Regions from separate parts of the Homo sapiens genome. Here region 2 is linked to region 1. A link is an interaction called in ENCODE POLR2A ChIA-PET data of the cell type or tissue named here. Cell type or tissue: GM12878. All regions are shown on one strand. Links, peaks and the distances in the headings refer to the core of each region. The heading gives the core; the rest is flanking DNA.

Evidence for each region. ChIA-PET counts read pairs that join two places held together with the same protein. Peaks named below come from ENCODE experiments on the same cell type or tissue, not always from the same donor. Only the 100,000 strongest peaks of a DNase experiment are listed, where the experiment ranks them.
Region 2: POLR2A ChIA-PET joins it to region 1 with 5 read pairs; 4 of 35 experiments call an interaction of 5 or more read pairs at or near these places.

What each region holds. Positions count from the first base shown.
Region 1 is chr7:28,518,041-28,528,208 of GRCh38, reverse strand. All of the region lies in intron 4 of CREB5 (cAMP responsive element binding protein 5), which reads right to left. Among named protein-coding and RNA genes, the nearest start is that of CREB5, 110 kb to the right of the region's middle. RefSeq lists an enhancer at 4,236-4,285. In GM12878, for the core only: no CTCF peak of the experiment used is centred there; DNase peaks (open chromatin) are centred at 4,218 and 4,508; H3K27ac peaks cover 291 bases.
Region 2 is chr7:28,415,741-28,425,908 of GRCh38, reverse strand. All of the region lies in intron 1 of CREB5 (cAMP responsive element binding protein 5), which reads right to left. Among named protein-coding and RNA genes, the nearest start is that of CREB5, 8.3 kb to the right of the region's middle. In GM12878, for the core only: no CTCF peak of the experiment used is centred there; no DNase peak of the experiment used is centred there.

The DNA of each region.
Region 1 (10,168 bases), core at 1,874-6,873:
CCAAGTTTCAAGAAATCTTTGGACTGTACATTCAAAGTGTCTTGAAGTGTCAGTACATCCCAAGAAAGTGTGGGTGCAGCAAATGTCAGCATAGCTCTGGCCTGAACTAAACAAAACATGCTTTCCATTTAGTAAGTATATTCTATGTGCAAGGCAATTTGCTGGACCCGCACATGTAATTGTGCCCAAACCTCACTATAACTTTGCAAGGTAGATAAACATGGCGGCTCAGAAAAAGTTAAATGACTTGGTAAGGCCACGTAGCCAGTAGGTATGGATAGCTCAAGCTCTTTCCATTACAGTGGTGCAAAGTAGGTTCCACAAGATCCTGGCTTCAAGAAAGGAATAATATGAAACAAACAATAAGTATATTTCACAAGAGAATTTTTTTGAGACAGGATCTCTCTCTGTCACGCAGGCTGGAGTGCAATGATGCAATCAAAGCTTACTGCAACCTCAAACTCCTGGGCTGAGACCCTCCTGTCTCAGCCTCCTGAATGGCTAGGAATACAGGCATGCACCACCATGCCTGGCTAATTTTTTAAAAACTTTTTTGTAGTGATGATGTCTCACCATATTGCCCAGGTTGGTCTTGAACACCTGTCCTCAAGTGATCCTCCTACATGAGCCTCTCACAGCACTGGGATTACAGGCAAGAACCACTGCACCTGGCTGTCAAGAGAATTTTTAGACCAGTGGTCTTCAAAGTGTGGTCCCAGACCAGCAGCATCAGCATCATCTGGGAACTTGCCACAGGCTGGACAGAGTGAATTGGTCCAGAATAGGGCTTCAGAATTTGTATTTGTAGCACAGTCCCAGGTCACATTGGTAATTCCAATGCAGCAAGTTTCTCAGGAGTACTGTTCCAAAGAAGGCATTTGGTAAGCACTGAGATAAAAGCAGTTGTATGGCACTGATCTTGGAATATTCAGCTTCAGTAACAACAAGAAAAGCAGGATGGGTTCTTACTGGGCAAAGAGTTGGTCTTTCAGCTTTTGCTTAGGAAGGAGTGATAGTCATGGTGGTTATGATAGACCCAAACTACTTCTTGGATGTTGGAAAAGCCTGCTAAGGCATGGCTCACTGCAACTAACCAGGTTTTCACTAAAGGGTGTATGTCATGTCTCAGCTCCAATTCCCTGATGAGTTGTCCTCCTCAGATACACAATGGAAAAGTCAAGGTTCTGCCACCCACCCTTGGTTTAATATTTCACTCTTCATAAGGGGTGTAGAGTATGTGTCCAGGTGTCCAGCACCTGCTGTCACAGGATTAATAAAAGATGGATGAATTAGATACCATGAGTACAGGATAGAGGACCTCCCTGGGTCTGTGACATTTCTGACAAAGAAAGAAAACAGGAATGAATGATTATACCATTCAGTGCCTGTGCTCCAAGCTGTTTGGGGCCTGTGCACAGACCCCTATCCCAGGAGGACAGGATCACCAGGCAGGCAGCACCTCTTTTGTGCACAGTCGGCCTTTCGGCTTCTCAGCGTGGCCAGTCCATGTGGCTGCACAGCCTGCTTTTTCCAGGCAGTTCGAGTTTGCCTAAACCATGGACTCTGCTTTGATGGTAAATCTTCCCAAAGCAAGGATTTATTTTTCTTTCCCAACAATGTTCTGTAGTAACCAAAACTCTGGTAACCCTAAACAGCCAGACACAGCAAGAAGCACGTCTTTCCAGGAAGTTACTTAAATGCCACCAAAGAAGGCAAAGTAAGATGGTATAAGCAGGATCCACAGTTTAGAGGCTAAGTAACTGATGAATAGGTGAATGTGTTCCAAAGATGATAACGTTTCACTTCAATTTGTCCCACGGGGACTTCTATTATATTGCTCTGAACATTTTTTTCTGACCTGGAAGTCAGCCTACCTAACATCTGCCAAACCTTCCTAAAAATAAATACTGGGCATACTGCATTGCCTAGGTTGTAAAGCAAAACTTTGGGGAAGCCCTTGGACTTTTGATTTATATAATAATCACCTGTAACAACAGAAAGATTATTTCCTGCTCAGTATGGATCATAGACACTAACCCACCTCTGAGTTTTGACTAAGGCTTTTGGAAGGTTTTAGTCTCTGGGCTCACTGCAGTGATGAAAGGGATTTCTGAGTCACAACCACCACCTAAAATCCAGGGAACATTATGAGTGTAGAGTATTTGCCTAATTTCCCATCCCAGATTTGGCGCTGAAATCTCAGCAGTCTCTGATTCTTGGATATACATCCAGTGAAGGGAAAGAGAATTAGAATTATCGAGAACCCCTGAATACAAGCTACAGTACTTTATATATGAGGTTTCATTTATCACCACATCATCCTGTGAGCTAAGTAATTATTATTGCCATTTTACAGATGAGAAGACTGAGGCTTAGAGTGTTAGGTTAGTTAACTAAGACCTGCCATTGATATCTACCACTCTCCCCATCATACACACACAGACACACACACATACACACACACTACTGGATTAGGAAATCTTTAGCTTATGTCTATTATATTTATGGTACAAAATATTTGTCACACCTTATTATAAGTGCCTGTGGTCTGAGTGGTACCTTACTGCATGCCAATGAGAAGACATACAAGTGTCCAACAGATACATTTTTTTTCAAAATGCTCACCATCACTAATCATCAGGGTAACGCAAATCAAAACCACAATGAGATATCATCTTACTTCAGTTAGGATGGCTATTATAAATAATAATAATAATAATAAATGCTGGTGAGGATGTGGAAGAAAGAGAATTCTTACACACTGTTGGTGGGAATGTAAGCTAGCATAGCCACTATGGAGGACAGAATGGAGATTTCTCAAAAAAACTAAATATATAATTACCATAGGATCCAGCAATCTCACTACTGAGTATTTATCCAAAGGAAATAAAACTAGTTTATCAAAGGGATACCTGCTCTTCCACATTTATTGCAGCACTATTCACAATAGCCAAGATATGGAATCAATCAAATATTCTATCAATAAATAAGTGCATAAAGAAAATGTGGTATATATACACAATGGAATACTACTGGGCCCTAAAAAAGAAATCCTGTCATTTACAGCAACATGGATGGAACTGAAGGTCGTTACGTTAAATGAAATAAGCCAGGCACAGAGAGATAAATATCATGTGTTCTCACTCACTTGTGATGCCTAAAATGTTTATCTCATGAAGGTAGAGAGTAGAATGATGGTTACCAGAAGCTGGGAAGGGTCGGGGGTGGGGTTCGGGGAATGAAGAGGGGTTGGTAATGGGCACAATCACACAGTTGGATAGAAGAAATAAGTTCTACTGTTTAATAGCACAGTATGGTAACTATAGTTAACAACAATATATTGTATATTTCAAAATAGTTGGAAGATTTGAAATGTTCTCCAAAGAAATGGTAAATGTTTAAGGTAATAGCCTAAATAACCCTACTTGATCACTACATATTCTATGCATGTATCAAAATAACACATCTATCACATAAGTGTGTACAAATATGATGTATCAATTAGAAAATTAAATAGATAAAAAGAAAAATTAAAACTCACAAAAACGGTTGAATGAATAGAAGCATTTCTAATTAAAATTCTTCTTGCTTTCAATTCAAGATTCTCTACACAGCATGGCTATTAACCAATAACTATGTTATTAGGTATTTTTATCCTCAATAATTCTAGCTCTTTCATGAATTGGCAAATTTTTCATTCTTTCTTTGAGACAGAGTCTCGCTCTGTCACCCGGGCTGGAGTGCAGTGACACGATCTCGGCTCACTGCAGCTCACTTCCAGGTTCAAGCAATTCTCCTGCCTCAGCCTCCTGATTAGGTGGGATTAGATGTGTGCCACCACATCTGCCGTGTGTGTGTGTGTGTGTGTGTGTGTGTGTGTGTGTGTGTGTGTTTAGTAGAGGCGAGGTTTCACCATGTTGGCCAGGCTAGTCTTGAACTTCTGACCTCAAGTGATCTGCCCATCTTTGACTCCCGAAATGCTGAGCTCACAGGCATGAGCCACTGCACCCAGCCAGCAAATTTCTTTAAAAGGAAGTGTATACTAAAGCTGTCTAAGAGACATCTTACTTCAGAGGTAGAAAGCACTTCAGTCTTCCTTGTCTCAGATAAACCAAGTGATGTAATCTTGTTCAGTGAGGACATTCATTCACTATTACATGTTCATTCATTCACTCATTCCAGTAATTCTTCACAGAGCTCCTTCCACGTGTAAGGCAATGGTGCTGAGAATGACAGGTGGAGACAGGCAGAGCCCTGTGATAACATGGCTCACAGTCCCAGGAGGCAGTTTCAGCAAATATCAAAACACAAGGTAGGAGGTGAGGTGTGCCATAAGCAGTGCTGAAAAAGCACTGCAGGAATTCAGGAAAGATCAAGATTGCATCAGGTGAGGGGAGATCAGAGAAGGCTTCATGGAGGTGGCAGCTGACATGAGCTTTCATGCGTGGATTAGATTCGGTCAAAGATGAGGGAAGAAGACCTTGCAAGAGGAAATAACTGCATGGGCAAGCACAGCAAGGTGGTGAAGCCACAGAGCAGTTTCAGGGAGGATGGCTTATTTCATTTTCCTGAGCAGAAAAGACATGAGAGACAAATGAGAAAGAAAACTGGAAAATTAAGTTGGGGTCAGAGCATGAAGAATACCCAGCTAAACTGAGTAGCCACCACCAATGCTGTTTCTACTGTACACACGATCCCAGAAGAGTTTAGGACCCATCAAAAAAGCCAAACTTTCCTTTATATCACTAGCAGTTCCTCTAATAGAATGTAGCCTTGGCTCCTGACCCAACTAGCACAGCACCTGGGACACATTAAGACCTCAATAAACGTTTTTCGATTGAATTGGGAGAACATAATGGGAGTATTCCCAGTGGTAGAAGCTGGGCATAGGTATAGGGAGGGTGTGTGGCAGTTTCCTTTAAGAGCCAACATTTAAACAAATTAATACATAGCACGGCTTATATACCAGTAATTAATCTTTATCCCACTGCCAAAACTCCTATGACACCCAAAAGTGATGGCATAGCAACTCCCTGAATCCCAAGGTTATGCCCTAAGAGACCCAGGGCAGTGCTCACCCAAGCGTGCTTTCCTCAAGGCAGTCATTCAAGCAGACATTGGTCTTTTAGAATCTAATATAGGTTCCAAATACCTCTTCACTCACCAAATGTTCATTTTACTCTAGGATGGTGGCAGTCTGTACAACCAGGCACAGAACAAAACACCTCACAGCGAGTGGATGTCTCTCACAGAACTCTGGAGATGAGAGGATTCCCATGCTTGGTTGGGAACTGGAATTACGCATCTTGGTGAGCAGAGCAGTCGTGGTGGGTTACATGCCTTTGGTGGCATTGAAAAGTGCATTACGAAGAAAGAGCAAGCTACCTTTCATTGCTAGGTTTCAGGGCCAGCCACGCTGTCTCTAGCCACATCTGCAGAATGTGGGCAAATCCAGAGCTAAGACGAAGCTCAACAGAAGCCTTACGAAGGACTTTTAAAAGACAAGGTATAGCCAGGCACGGTGGCCTCACACCTGTAATCCCAGCACTTTGGGAGGCTGAGGCAGGCGGATCACTTGAGGTCAGGAGTTCGAGACCAGCCTGGCCGACATGGTGACACCCCATCTCTACTAAAAATACAAAAAAATTAGCCGGGCATGGTGGCACATGCCTATAATCCCAGCTACTTGGGAGGCTGAGGCAAGAGGATTGCTTGAACCTGGGAGGCGGAGGTTGTGGTCAGCAGAGATTGTGCCATTGCACTCCAGGCTGGGCGACGGAGTGAGACTCCACCTCAGAAAAAAAAAAAAAAAAAAAAACAAAGAGCAGGATATAGTCAGTGCAGTCAAGATATTTTCATGTGTTTGTCAAGGTCAAGCATGGCTTGATGTTCTGCAAAAGCTTCCACCGGACATTTTTTCAAGTAAATTATATTAAAATGCATATGCACACAACGAAAGACAGGAAGAAGCATCTGAAGTAGCGGGAAACACACTAATTTCCCAGCAGACAGTCCTATATACTCAATCTGCAACTTACTAGCTTCATGACTTTCAGCAAATTATTTAAACTCTTAAGCTTTAACTTCTCATTGTGTAAAATGGGGGCAAAAACATCTATCTTCTAGGATTGCTATGATGAACGGGGATAATATAAACAAAACTTCTAGAACGGCACCTGACAAATAGTAGGAGCCCAAGGAATGATGGTGAATTTTATTATTACTAGTTTATAATCTCAATTTTAATAATGTGATGTTATATTTCCCCACTATGTCTAAATGTGTATAAAACAGGCTTTTCATTTATCTCTCTCTTGGAAAGTGTGAGTTGGAAAGACTAGAAGTCATATTAACATAACTCAACGTAATCCTATAGGATAAATTAATATCCTTTCCTAACACATTCTCCTGGCACACAAACTCTCTGTGCACTTAAAAACAGCCCTTCTGTATCTGGTCAGAGACACCGTATTGTGCAGAAGTACCATGGAAGTGGTTTGAAGAATGCCAAGTAAGATTGGCATATACATGACTTCCCTGTAGAAGGTTAGTAAGAGCTATTTGCTGTTTTAAAATCTATTAAATACAGGGATTGAAGCAGTAGAAGGGTTATAAATAAACAATAAATCATGCAATTATTACTGTTTGAATTTTGGCAAGATAATAAAAAGAGCAGGGGTATAATCAGGAAATAATAGAAAAGATCTGCAAGGCACCCCTGCAATTAGTGATAAACAGAGCTTGGCTCAGAGTCGGAGCTCCAATGTGGCTCTCATTAAAGAGCCTTGGGACCTGTTCTTGGGGCAGACCTCCGCGAGCCTGGGGAGAAGTGAGGTAACCAAAATGTCAGTGCACACCCTCTTCCAACTTCAGATAATCTTTTCCTACAGTATTATAACCACCTGGGCTGAAATGACTACCTTATGCCAAGTGAAGACCAATCCACGGCCTTCCGAAACTCTAATTGAGATGTTTCCTGTTCTCAGCTTTTTTACTCTTTCCTTTGTAATACCATAAACACACACACACACTTATACACACGTGCACAGGCACACTTGCATGCCCACACACACACATGCACTGTGCAATGGGTGCCTTGGCTCATTTTTGCCTCCCCCTTTTCTTTTGCCTTTATTAATGGTACCTCTTAAGGAGAGACTGCCCCCACACAAGTGATACCACTTAAACAGATAAATAGTCTACACTGGAGAGACCCAGAGCACAGGAGAAAAAAACCCTGTCTTATTAGACTGGAAACAGACACACTATATTAATGCAAAAAAATCAGCATATGGTTCTAATAGGCTTTCTTAAAATGATTTATCAGCTGTGATTAAGCCCTCAACCAGCCTGTCTATCTTCATAAATAAAGCAAAAGTGCACCTTGCTCTAAAATGTATCTGCAGTATCTTATTACCCAACCCTGTACACTGTGCTCCATTTACAACACGGCTCTGGGGAGCCAAGAATTTGTGTGCAATCACAAAGTGTGTGCTCTGAAGAGACTGCCAAGATTTAGAACTCTTATCTCAGAGATAGTCTTTCTAAAAATCCTTTACAATGAAGGTTTATCCCCTCTCTCTGTGCCACAGAGCTCGGCATTGCTGAAATATGAACAGGTAATTAAAAGGATATGCCTGATTTTACAGTCAGCCCAGTGACACAGAATCACCAAACAGCCGTTGGGAAGGGGATTTGGCCCTAGGAGCAAGTTACCTCTGCCAGGGAGTTGCAGGAAGTGGGGATCACTTCAGAAATCAGACTTGGTCTCTTCTTTTCCACGGATAGGAAAGGAGAATGCAAATATGAGTAATTCTTGTTTGGACCTCATGCCCCAACTGGCTAATATGTCAAATGGTCTCAGTGACAAATGTGAAAGGGAAGAGGCCTCCCAAAAGCCTGAGGCAGGAGGATGCGGAGACAACTACGAAGGAGGAAGTTGGCATAAGTGTGTGAGCATAGCAAGTTATAAACTGATGTTTAAAAACTGACCTGAGTCAGCTAGTTCATACTGAAGGAACACGGCTCTATTGAAGTAGTACCTACTTAGCCTTTGATGAAAAGCCAGTAATCCAGGCGGATGAGCTGAACCCATACCACGATGCAACTAAACAAAGTATTTTAGTGGATCAGTTCCTTTCAAGCCATTCCTAGCACACACCAAAGCACCATTCCTATTTTCCCTTCTAACACCAACTCATGTGCAAAAATCAGAGACACACATGTCCTTCTTTATGAGTTCTTGTCCATTTTCAGTTTGGTTTAATGCACATATGTGAGCTCTCAATGCTTTTTTATAACAACAAACCACTGTTACGTGATTTGGTTATGTTTGTTTGGCATCCTGAGATTTTGCCAAAAAGCAATCAAATTTAAGAAGAGCAAAATGTAAAATAGAAGAGAAAATAATGCTGGGAATATTCCGTCAGTGTTATTAACAGATGTTTTTCCTGCGAAATACACCAGTACATTGTATAAGTGCAGCACTGAGCAGTTGTGGTCTATGACTGTCGCATTCAATTAGAAGGACTACTTTAATGAGGTCAAAGTAGTGCCTCTCTCCCACCATCACAGACTGCACCCCTGGCCCTGGCCAGCTGTCTTACAATATGTGCCTCTGGTTGCAAGGAAGTCTATGGGAGGGCACGTGTGTTTAGATTTGTGCAAACCCATTACCACCAAGGGTAAATCAACTCTAAGTTCACCTCCAGCTTATGGGTAAATCAGTGACGCCATCTTCAAAATCAAAGGGCAGCAGGTAGTTATACTTTGATAGCAATTATCTGTTAAAGCTGGTGTTGGATTGAACATTATAAGCAATTTAGGTATAATCAGAATGTCTGCCAGAACTTCCCAGAAATTGGCATGAAATTGTTCCCAAAGTCTGAATTCCCAACTTTGCCTAAAACATATACACATGTATGTTGTAATACATGTGCCTAAAACATATACACATGTATTGTTGTAATACAAATAAAGAAAAAAATCTAGCAGAGATCTGGATCAAGGAATTATTTCCTTACTGCTGACATGCAGGAAAAAGACGCCTCTTCCAGGCAGCAATGTCACAACGGTGTAATTGTCTCTGTGAACGTGGAGTTTGGATTCCTGTTTCCTGCTCGCTTTTTGGACACTTCTTGTAGTCAACATCAGAAAGAATGTTCAAAGTGAGATGCTCTAGTGATGTATGAATCTAACAACCCCTACCTAGGAACCAGTTTTAATGTCAATTCTTCAGATCTTGATGTATTCTAACTTCCTGTGTTTAGAACTTCAAAGTTGTCAAAAGGCCCATTTTACCAGTGAGAAAATAAAGTCATGTGTGACTTTTAGAGAGCGATGGAATGGAGCTGACTTCTTGCCCTCGTCCTGAGTTCAGACCACACTCCAAGTCACATCCTCACAATCCACATGGGGGGAGTGTGGATCGCACAGGAAGTGTTTGGAGGCCACTTTCAGGTGGCCTGGCAGCATGGGGAAGAGCTCTTGGGCACGACACACTGAGAAAGGGGTTGCCAGAATTCTGGGCCATCTTGTTTCCCTCTAGCCATTTGGAGACCAACCAAGTGGGGTTACAAGGGTGGGACTCGCATGCCCACCACATTCTAGAGCACTGAGAAGCCCAGGCTTCCTTATCCAAAGGCTTGTTGCTCTGGTTAGAGAGCAATGGACAGGAATGCCTGGGCCAACCATGCCAACAAATTCAGCAATAACCTTATGTTCATAAATCCTCTGGGAAAGTTCCTAAGCTCTGTGCATAACAAATCATGCTGGGAGAAGGCAGGAAGGGGACGACTTCTTTGAGAGAGGCTGTGATTCAAAAATGCCCAGTGCTGCATCACCTGTAGTCAATCAGCCTGACATTCACACAAAACACGACTGCTTTTCTTCTTTGGGGAAGTGACTGCTTGCAGAGCCTGAATAAACCCCCACCCAAACATAAAGCCCCAGAAAAAGGCTGTGCCCAGCACCAACTCAGGCAGGATTCGGTCAGCACTATGATTAACTTTCAAAGTTTTCTTAGAACAGATGGTGTATTCTGCACATACCTCAGATCTCAAGGGCTCCGCTGGCTGCAGCCACACTAAATCCAAAATATGAAGTCCTCATTTTACAGAGAGGACTGGGAAGCAAGCTGCTCCCCCACCCTCAGCACCAGACAATGAAG
Region 2 (10,168 bases), core at 3,948-8,947, 100 kb after region 1:
GTTTGTGTTTGAACAATTTGAAAATTAAGGAAAAGCAGCAGTCCATCTAGAGGAAAATGTCAAAGGCGCAGTTGGAAAATGTCAAAGGTGCAGTGAAGGCCATTGCCAAGGAGAGAGGTGCAAGCTGGAGATACATATGATAAATGCTGTAAGACTGAGGTCTGAAATGCCCTATCAACAGCTACTCATCCCAAATATGCAGAGAAGCTGTTGGATCAACATGCCCTATTTGGCATGTATTCTAACTGAATTTAGCAGCCCATGTTTTCTTCCATGATGTGTTATCTTTTCTTAACAGCTTTATTGAGACCTAATTCACATACCATACAATTCACTCACTTAAAGCATGCAATCTAATGACATTAGAATATTCAGATTTGTGCAACCATCACTATAATTTTAGAACATTTTCATCACCCCCAAAAGAAATTACATACTCTTCAATGGTCACCCCTGAACTCCCCACCCCACCCCCAGTCCTAGGCAATCATGAATCTACCTTCTGTCTCTACGGATTTGCCTATTCTGGACATTTCCTATGTATGGAATTATATAATATATGGTCCTTTATGGCTGGATTCCTTTTCTGAGCATGTTTTCAAGGTTCATTCATGTTATAGTATATTTCAGTAGTTTTTTTTTTACAACCAAGTAATTTTTCAATATATGGATGCACCATATTTTGCTTATCTACTCAACAGTTGATGGGCTTTGAGTTATTTCCACATTTTTGGCCATTACAAGTAACCCTGATAGGTAGTGATGTTGGACATATTTTCATGTGCTTACTGGCCATTTGTATATTTTCTTTTAAAAATTTTCTGTGACAAAACAATCTGTACAACAAACCCCCAAGACATTGAATTTACCTATCTAACAAACCCACACATGTACCCATGAGCCTAAAATAAAAATTTTTTTAAGAACTGTCTAGTCGGATCTTTGCCCATTTTAAACTGAGTTGTCTTTTTATTATGATGTGTTTCTAAAATGCAGAATTTTGTCTTTTCATTGTGCAAAGCAAAGGAAGCACATAGACATAAATTATCCATCAACAACCAGAAAATCAGAATTTTTTTCCTTCCCACACTGAAACATTTATACTTAGCTTAGTGTGTGTGTGTTTATGGGAATGGGTGATTTTTGTCCTTGTCAGTAAATGTTAGCACATCAAAACAATAATTGTTAAGGCTGCCAGAGTGGCAAACTATAGTTGTATTTAATTCTTTCTTCTCATGGTTAAAAGTTGGTGTTAACCTTTCAGCGTTGCTCTTTTACAAATCCTGGTGACAAATTCAAGGCCAAACCAAGGGTAATGCCTACATTAGCAAAAATTTGTCAGTCAGTGCAACATGTATGTATCTATTTTTAAGAGTAGGCTTGTTTTGCTGTGTTTTGCTGGCTATGTCCATAGTTGGTAATTAACATATGGATCCCCATCTCCGAAGACTTGTTCCAGGTTTTTCCAGGGATCTATCTGAGGTTTATTTTCAGCATGTGCTAAAAAAAGTCTGATTAGAAAACATATCACTCCCAATCTGCTTGTTCTCCTAGAGTCCCATTATTACCTGACCTGGGTGCTGCCTTCTTGCTGGACACACCTGCTGTAGTGGTTTGAATTGTGTTTTCCTGAAAGGAGATATGTTGGAGTCCAAACTCCCAGTACCTCAGAAAGGGACTTTCTTTGAAGATAAAGTATTTGTAGAGGTAATTAAGTTAAAATGAGGTCATTAGTGTGGGCTCTCATGTAATATGACTGACATCCTTATGAAAAGAGGAACTTGGAGACAGATATGCGAAGGGAAGACCATGTGAAGTCACAGAGAAGACAGAAGAAGGAGGGAGGCCTGGAACAGATTCTTCCTCACAGGCCCTGGGAAGGAACCAACCCTGCCAATACCTAGATTTCTGACTCGCAGCCTCCAGAACTGTGAGAGAATAAGTGTCTGTTGTTTAAGCCCCCGAGTTTGTGCTACTTTGCTACAGCAGCCTCAGGAAGCTAACACTCCTGGCCATGCCCTAGACCCACTGAGTGCCAGAGATGTGGTCGCCCTGGGAGGAGGGGGTGCCTTTCTCCCTGTGGAGCCACTCTCTGGGAGAAGTTACCAAAGCTGTACTGCCACGGAACCCAATAATGCACTGTACCTTTCAGTTACAGTTGCTCTTGGCATTTTTGTTCACAGCCATTTTCTGTTCTCAGGATGCAGACACAAGCCTGTGGGCACTGGGCCAGAATCCATCCCCCAATTCACCATCCCCCAATTCAGCACCACAAAGGATGACCCAGACTTTCTTACTGGGTCAGGCTTATCCTGACTCCATCTTCCCCACTCTCTGGACCCCTCATCTTCCAGTTAATCAATCCCCAAGTCATACTGCTCTTGCCTCTTACATGGCTTTTGAATCTGGCACCATCATAACTCAAGCCCCCATCATCTCTTGTCTGGATAACCACAATAGCCCCTAACTGGGTTTTCTGTCTCCAGGCTTGCACCCCCTCACCCTCCTCCTGAAACACTAAATTGCAGTGACTTACCTGGTACAAGTTCTATGAGGAGTGGGACTGTGTCTGATTTTGATCATGTATCCCTGGTACCCAGCACATAATAGATGCTCAGTTAATATTTAATGAAGGAAGGGATGAAGGAAGGAAAGGAATTTAGGCTCAGACAGGGTGCTGATATTTGTGTTGGAAAGGAGTTGCTTGGTTTATTTGTGGTTGTTGCTGCTTCTTAGTAACAAAGAGCACACTTGGTTCCATAAGTGTATGTGGCTAGCATGGAGGCAGAGAGGATGGACAAAGAGAAGCAGGAGAAAAGGAAGAAGGGAGGGAAGGATACCTGAATTCCAGTTATATGTCTGGCACTTACTTTAGCTGGGACTGCACATACCACTTAAGCCCTGGGATTCTTAGTTTCTGCATCCACTAAAATGGGAAGGATAATATCTATCCTTCATATTTCACTGAGTTGTTATATCACCCTAATAAGATAATTTCTATTAAATTACTTTGAAACTCCTAAACAATGTAAGGTGTTATTAATCAGTGGTTGTCTAGGTATGGGCTATTGGGCAAACAGGCAGTTACTCTCATAGAGAAACATAAATGAGAATCCAATGAATGTGAATTTCCATTCCGGATTATACACTTCACCGGAAGTTCATTAGCTCTGGTTACTTTCACAGCTTAATACATGTAATGTATGCACCAACACATGTAGGATGAACCACATGAAACTGATCATATTCATTCAACCGCAGCAATTTTAAGTTTATGTGTCCATATAACCATAGCATTGTTAAGCATCATTATTGAGCCCAGACATTTTTTCATTCTGGAGTCCATGGCTTCTGGGTCCATGAACCTTCTCATGAATATTTGCCTATATGTTATTTTTATGAAAACTGGCTCATAGCTTTTACCTAATTGTTTAAAGTGTTCATAATCCAAAAAAAGCCAGGAGCAACTGGTCCAGCCCTCCTTCTTACTGCTTCTAGAAACTCTTCCTATAATAATTCTGACACCCCATGCCAGGGAGGTCACTAATTTCTGAGACAGTCCTTTCCATTGATGTATAGGTCTACTTGTTCCAAAATTCTTCCCTCTTTGGAGCCAAAAGAGCAAACACAGCACACTCCATCTCTCCACACAGCAAACCATCTCCTTCCTGCAATTTTCTCTGTTTTTCCCCGAAGCACAGAGAATAAGTCAGAAATAGTATCCTCTTGTCCACAGAATGTTCCTTGATATTATGCACAAGCCTGGGCCTCCTCCTTTCTGAGTCAAATATCTCTAATTTCCTCCACCATTCCCCCTGTGATCTGTCTCCAAAATTTTCAACTCCCAGGTTGTCCCCCGCAAAGCAACTTCTCATTGGTCAGTGTTACTGTGAAGTGTGGGTTTACATTCCCTGACATAAACTACAAGGCTTCTTGCCTGACTTTTTCGTTGATCTCAGTTGAGTATATATATATATACACATACACACACATACACACTCTCTCTATATATATGGTATTTTATATATATACCATATATATGGTATATATAGAGAGAGAGAGTGTGTGTGTGTGTATATATATATGCACACTATATATATGGTGTGTGTATATATATATATATGGTATATATATATATAGTGTGTGTGTATGTATATATATATGGTGCTAAAGGCTATCAAGTAAATTTCTTAAAAACTGCTCAAATAAGGTCAAATGCATTTTCAAATGGAATGATACAGCTTTCTACACACAGGGCTCACCCAGATCCAAGCCAGAAAAGAGGCATGCAGTGTTACGTGCCTAGCTTTTAGCTACCCTGGATTCTCCTATGTGTCAAAATCACATCACACACATACCAATGTCGTCTGTCTACATTATCCCAAAGTGCAAAAGTCCTGTTTAGATTTTTGACCTTCCCATTATGACAGTAAAGTGGATGCATCCCCAAAATCTCACAAATCACCATTAAAGAACTTACTTACATAACCAAATACCACCTGCTCCCCCAAAACCTATGGAAATAAAACATTTTTTAAATGTGGTATATGTATACCATGAAATACTACTCAGCCATAAAAAAGAATGAAATCATGTTTTTGTAGCACCTTGGATGGAACTGAGGCCATTATCCTAGGTGAAGTAACTCAGAAATGGAAAACCAAATTTCTGGATGTTCTCATTTATAAGTGGAAGCTATGCTATGGGGTATGTAAAGGCAGACAGAGTGGTATAATGGACATTGGAGACTCAGAAGGGAGAAAGTTGGGAAAGGGGGAGGAATAGGAATCACCTAGTGGGTGCAATGTACAGTATTCCAGTGACAGATGCACTAAAAGCCCAGACTTCACTGCTACATAATTCATCTATGTAACCAAAACCACTTGTACCCCTAAAGCTATTGAAATAAAAATAAGTGAATGCAAATTAAAAAAAAATTAAAGTGGATGCATCTAACTTGAAACAAATGGTCTGTACACTCTATTTTCCCCCATCTGGGGAATGGGTACAAGCAAACTTTTTCCCCATTTCTTATAACTGTGGTAAAATATATATAACATAAAACTTGCCACCCTAACCTTTTTTTTTTTTTTTTTTTTTTGAGATGGAGTCTTGCTGCAAAGCACAGGCTAGAGTGCAATGGTGCGATCTCAGCTCACTGCAAACTCTGCCTCCTGCCTTCAAGCGATACTCCTGTCCCAGCCTCCCGAGTAGCTGGGACTACAGGTGTGTGCCACCATGCCCGGCTAATTTTTTGTATTTTTAGTAGAGAAGGGGTTTCACCATATTGGCCAGGCTGGTCTTGAACTCCTGACCTCAAGTGATCCTCCTGCCTTGGCCTCCCAAAGTGCTGGGATTACAGGCATGAGCCACCATGCCCGGCCTCACCTTAACCATTTTTAAGTATACAGTTCAGTAGTGCTAAGTATATTCACACTGTTGTGCAACCAATCTCCAGAACCCCCTATGTTTTTAAACAAGCATTAAATAACTACAACTATGTGAAGGAATATAAGACTTTCTAAATAGATCTCCTAAAATATCTTCTAAATGTTAAATAAAGATAAAGCAGCCACATGATTTACTCTTAAGCCTTCCTTTTAAAGATACAACCACGTTTGTGCTTAAAAAAGGGAAAAAAGAAAGAAAGCACATTTCCTGGAAAGGATAAAAATGAACTTTAGGTTAAAGACTCAACCTGTCTGTCTTAAGAATGTCCCTTCCAAAGGGCATGTCAAGTAATTATATGTACTCTTTTTCTCCCTGATTTTTGTAAGTGCTTCCAAAGCATATGAAAAAAAAAAAAAAATTGTACTTTGCCCATGCTGCCTCCATCCAATCAGCAGACATTACTGTTTTGTTTTGGTTTTTTAGTGTTTGAATGGTTTGGAGATCAGCATTGGTGTTTAGCAAAAAGTACAATTTCAAATTACATGCTGCTTCATGGTGCCAAAACACTGCACCCTCATCTTTGATGACGTCAACACAGCACAACCCTGAGAATGGTGGTTGTTAGTCATCCGATTTTGCAAAACTGGAAGACAAAATTGTAAACAATGTGTGCTTAGACAGGCCTTCTCAGAAAAAAGGAGTGTCTTAAATATGGTTTCAATTTTTTTAATCTCACAATATCTTTTAATCAACAATATGTATCTGAATCAATGTTACAAATAGATATTTGGCCAATAGGAGTTACAATGTGTCCATGGGCATCCTAAAAAAAATGATAAGCACATTTGCAAGTGTATGCCCTACTAACATTCTGGTCCTCACTGGCCCAGGTTTTTATTTATATACATATTTATTTTCATATAAGCATAAACACCATAAGCATGTATATGTATGAATATTAAAATTGCTTTAAATTTAGCATGATGCTTGGAGGAAAGAATCCAAAATAATCGCCCCCTGGCACTGGTCGAAAATTGCACTATTAATCAACAGCTCACCCATCAAAGACACAGAAATGCAGACAGAGACTGCAAATGGCCAAGCCAACGTATCACCATTGTTAGGAGAAAACAAAAACCAAATACTTAAACACAGATGGCTCCAGACCAAGTGTGAAGACAGTACATTGGCACGACAAGGGCTAAAGTGTTTTATAAAAGATAATTTAGGAGGTAGGGCTAGAGTCTATCTTGCTCAACAAATGAATCTGTACAGACCTTTGCCTTCAATCCCCAAAACAGATGAGTAACTTACATCATTAATCTCATTGTCTCTCCACACAATACTTTTAACAGTCAATCACAAAGTAGCCTGAGAGAAAGTTTCCCTGGATACTACCAAACACACAGGTTTGCAACAGATGTCTCCATGCAACTTTTAAAACAGATTCCATGTTAAGAAGTTAATATATCCTTATGTATTTACTAATCAATCCAGCTACATGTAGCCTGAAGCTGGAAAGTAAGAGGTATTAGCAAGGAAACCATTTAACTGCAAATAATGCATGGGAAAGCACCCGAAAGAATGTTATTTATAAATACAAAGACAAGCGCAATAGTACAAGCAATTGGAAAATCCCTACCTGGAAGCAACCCAAAGCAGTGCTTCTATCTGGAATATCTGGAATACATGGCACTAATAAATGTGAGCTCTTTTCTCATACCGACCACCCATCTAATCAATGAGCAGGATGCCTAGCCTTGGCAATCTCTTAGTTTTCCCATCTATAAAATGGGGATTAGAGATATGTGTTAATAAATGAAAGCTAACATTCTTCCAATGAATGACATTACAGAAAACACAAATATCACCACAAAATGTAGAAAAACATGTAATTTTATATTTAAAACTAGTTTATAGTCATGCTTTAAAGGCGATATGGTTGAATAGACATGTATTTGGACATAGATGGCTCTGCAGGGGATAAGGAGAGAGAGGGTCAGAGTGAAATGACTCATGAATTTGGGGATGCAGAGGCTCTCTGCAGCATGAAGTCACAAGAGGCTGACACCAAGGTCTCTCCTCCCCTCCACAAACAATTCTGTCTGTAGACTTCACAAGAAGGTGCGTGAGGAGTTTGGAAATTATTTTTTATTTTATACTTTTTGCATCCTTTAGTGAATGCACAGACTGGTGTATTATAAAAAACAGGTATATTAAAATAAAGCATTCTGATGTGCATTGAAAAACATTGATTCTTCTAATATTTTAAAAGGTGACAAATAAAAATGAATACCTTAAGTCTAGGAGGTTATAACTAACATCTTGACATGAGAAAATCTGGTCTAGGCAATAACACAAGTTTGTTAAAAGCTTGGAAGGAAGAAAATTCTGGGGGATCCAGATGTCTCAACTGGAGTAAAAATTTCCCTCCCCAAACAACTAAAGGCAAGTATCTGGGGCAAAAGAGTAAGCTGGCAAAATACTGTAACTGAAATGTGAGAATCCTGACCTTTTCCGAAACAGAGGGTTTCTACGAGGTTACATGTAAATCAAATCCTAAATTAAGATTTCTAGTGAAGCAGACCATTTAAAACACCCACGTTTGAAAGTTACACAAAACAGAGCCCATTTGTGGTGCAAAGAATTATTGTCTAAGTTATTCATTCTGTAAATTTTAATCTTTATCAGTTATATTTTCTTAAATATGTGTTGCAGGGTGCAGCATGCTTGTAACAACTGCTTGCTGCCCTTGAACTCTGAATGAACGCTTTACTGCAATCCCTTTCCTGAAATAGAATCATAGAATATTAGAGTAGAAGATTCCTTAGAGATCAGTTAGAACCGTGGTTCTCAACCTCTGCTACACATTGGAAACACTTGTGGAGCTTTTAAAATATACAGAGGCTCAGGCCTTCACCCCAAACCAATTAAATCAGAATGTCAGAGTGGAAGGGTATCAGTGTTTTTTAATAAGTTCCACAGGTGGTACTACTGGGCTGCCAGGATCATAAACCACTGATTTACCCTGTGTTGTCTGATACCATAGTCACCGACCACACGTGGATATTGAGCACTTGAAATGTGGCTAGTCCAAATTGAGATATGTTGTAGTTGTGAAATACACACTGGATTTCAAAGATTTAGTACCAAAAAAAAAAAAAGAGAGAGAAAGAGAGAATGTAAAGTAGTACATTAACATTTTTATATGGATTATATGTTTAAATGATAATATTTTGGATATATCAGGTTAAATCAAAGTGTTATTAAAATGACTTCACCTGTTTCTTTTTAACCTTTTTAATGTGGCTACTAAAACGTTTAAAATGAAATGTGCAGCTCACATTTGCAGCTCTCACTACCGGACAGTGCTGGGTGAGCCCGACATTCTCATCACAAATGAAGAAACTGAGGCAGAGAAGCACAATAAGCTCAAGGCAGCTCTCTGGGAATTGCGTCCCTCCTCCAGTCTCAGGCTGCTCATTGTTGCAGAGCCACGAATGGACAGAGCTTGTTATGCCATCAATCTAATTTCAACTCTTCTTCCCCCCTTTTGTTTTGCTAATTGTTTCTTCTAAGATTTGATATAAAAATCTATTTTCCTTATGGAAAAATATCTCTGCTCTGCTGTGTACACATTTGTGACTTGTTACTGCAGGATTATTCATCAAGGCAGAGTAGTTGAAATGGATGTTAAAGAATGAATCTAGGGAAACACTACCTGAAGGAAAATGCAGAGAATAGACAAAGAGAACATTTTGTCATGCTGTAGTTTAGAAAATGACCCTGGAGGCCCCCAGCGTTCTGACAGTCACCTTCGACACAGGATCATTCCCTGATATGATTTTAGAAGCTTGAGCCTATAATATTGTTTCTCCTCCTAGGAGTCAGTGTTTTTCTGCACAATGTTGTCATTGCAGTGAGGCAAATCAGACCCTTCATGATGGTGCACCACACCATAGCTAGATACCCTGGTGGAAACGGACTTTATCCCAATGCCTTCTACTGTCTGATGCATGAATTAATACCTGGCCAGTCAGAAGCCAACTTACTTAAAGGAGAAGATCTTGTTTTGATAAAGTGAAATGGTCCTACCAGATCTGGCAAATAGAGATTACATGTATTTCTTCTAATAGTCAGCTAATTCAAACAAAAACAAAAATTTTGTTGTTGTTGTTGTTGCATGTATTTTTCCCCCTTAGGAAGCCAACAGAGAGAGGACTGCATAAAACTGGCTGAAATGTGTTCTATTGGAGAAATCATGCCTGCAACACAGGAGCTCCTCAGTGTAATAAAAGAATAAAAAGAGACCTGAATTCTGATATAAAATCGCATGCAAACAGCTGGAGAGGAAACCTGTGGGTGAGGCCAAACAACACATGCAGTAGGTGCATTCAGGATTTCTATTTAGACATTGTTATTCCCCATCTTAAATACAGCACAGACTAAATATCATCTTAAATCAAATGTGTGGTGCTCTAGAGCCCTCTGTGTTGCATGCATGAATTTTTTTGGTTATGATTGGTCAAGTTTTGCCAGTCAAACCTCAAAGAACATACTTCCAGACTCAATTCACTTCTCGTCACCTCCAAACACACTCATATATATCCATCTGGAAAGATAATGTATTACAGACAGATCCTAGGCAAAGGTACACCTTCTAGAGTGAAAACATCACCCGTTTCTCTATTTGACAAAAAAGGTTATTTATTTTAACTTTAAATAATATTTCAGATCCCGTCCTCACAGATAATAGAGAAAAGACAGGTAGTAGAGA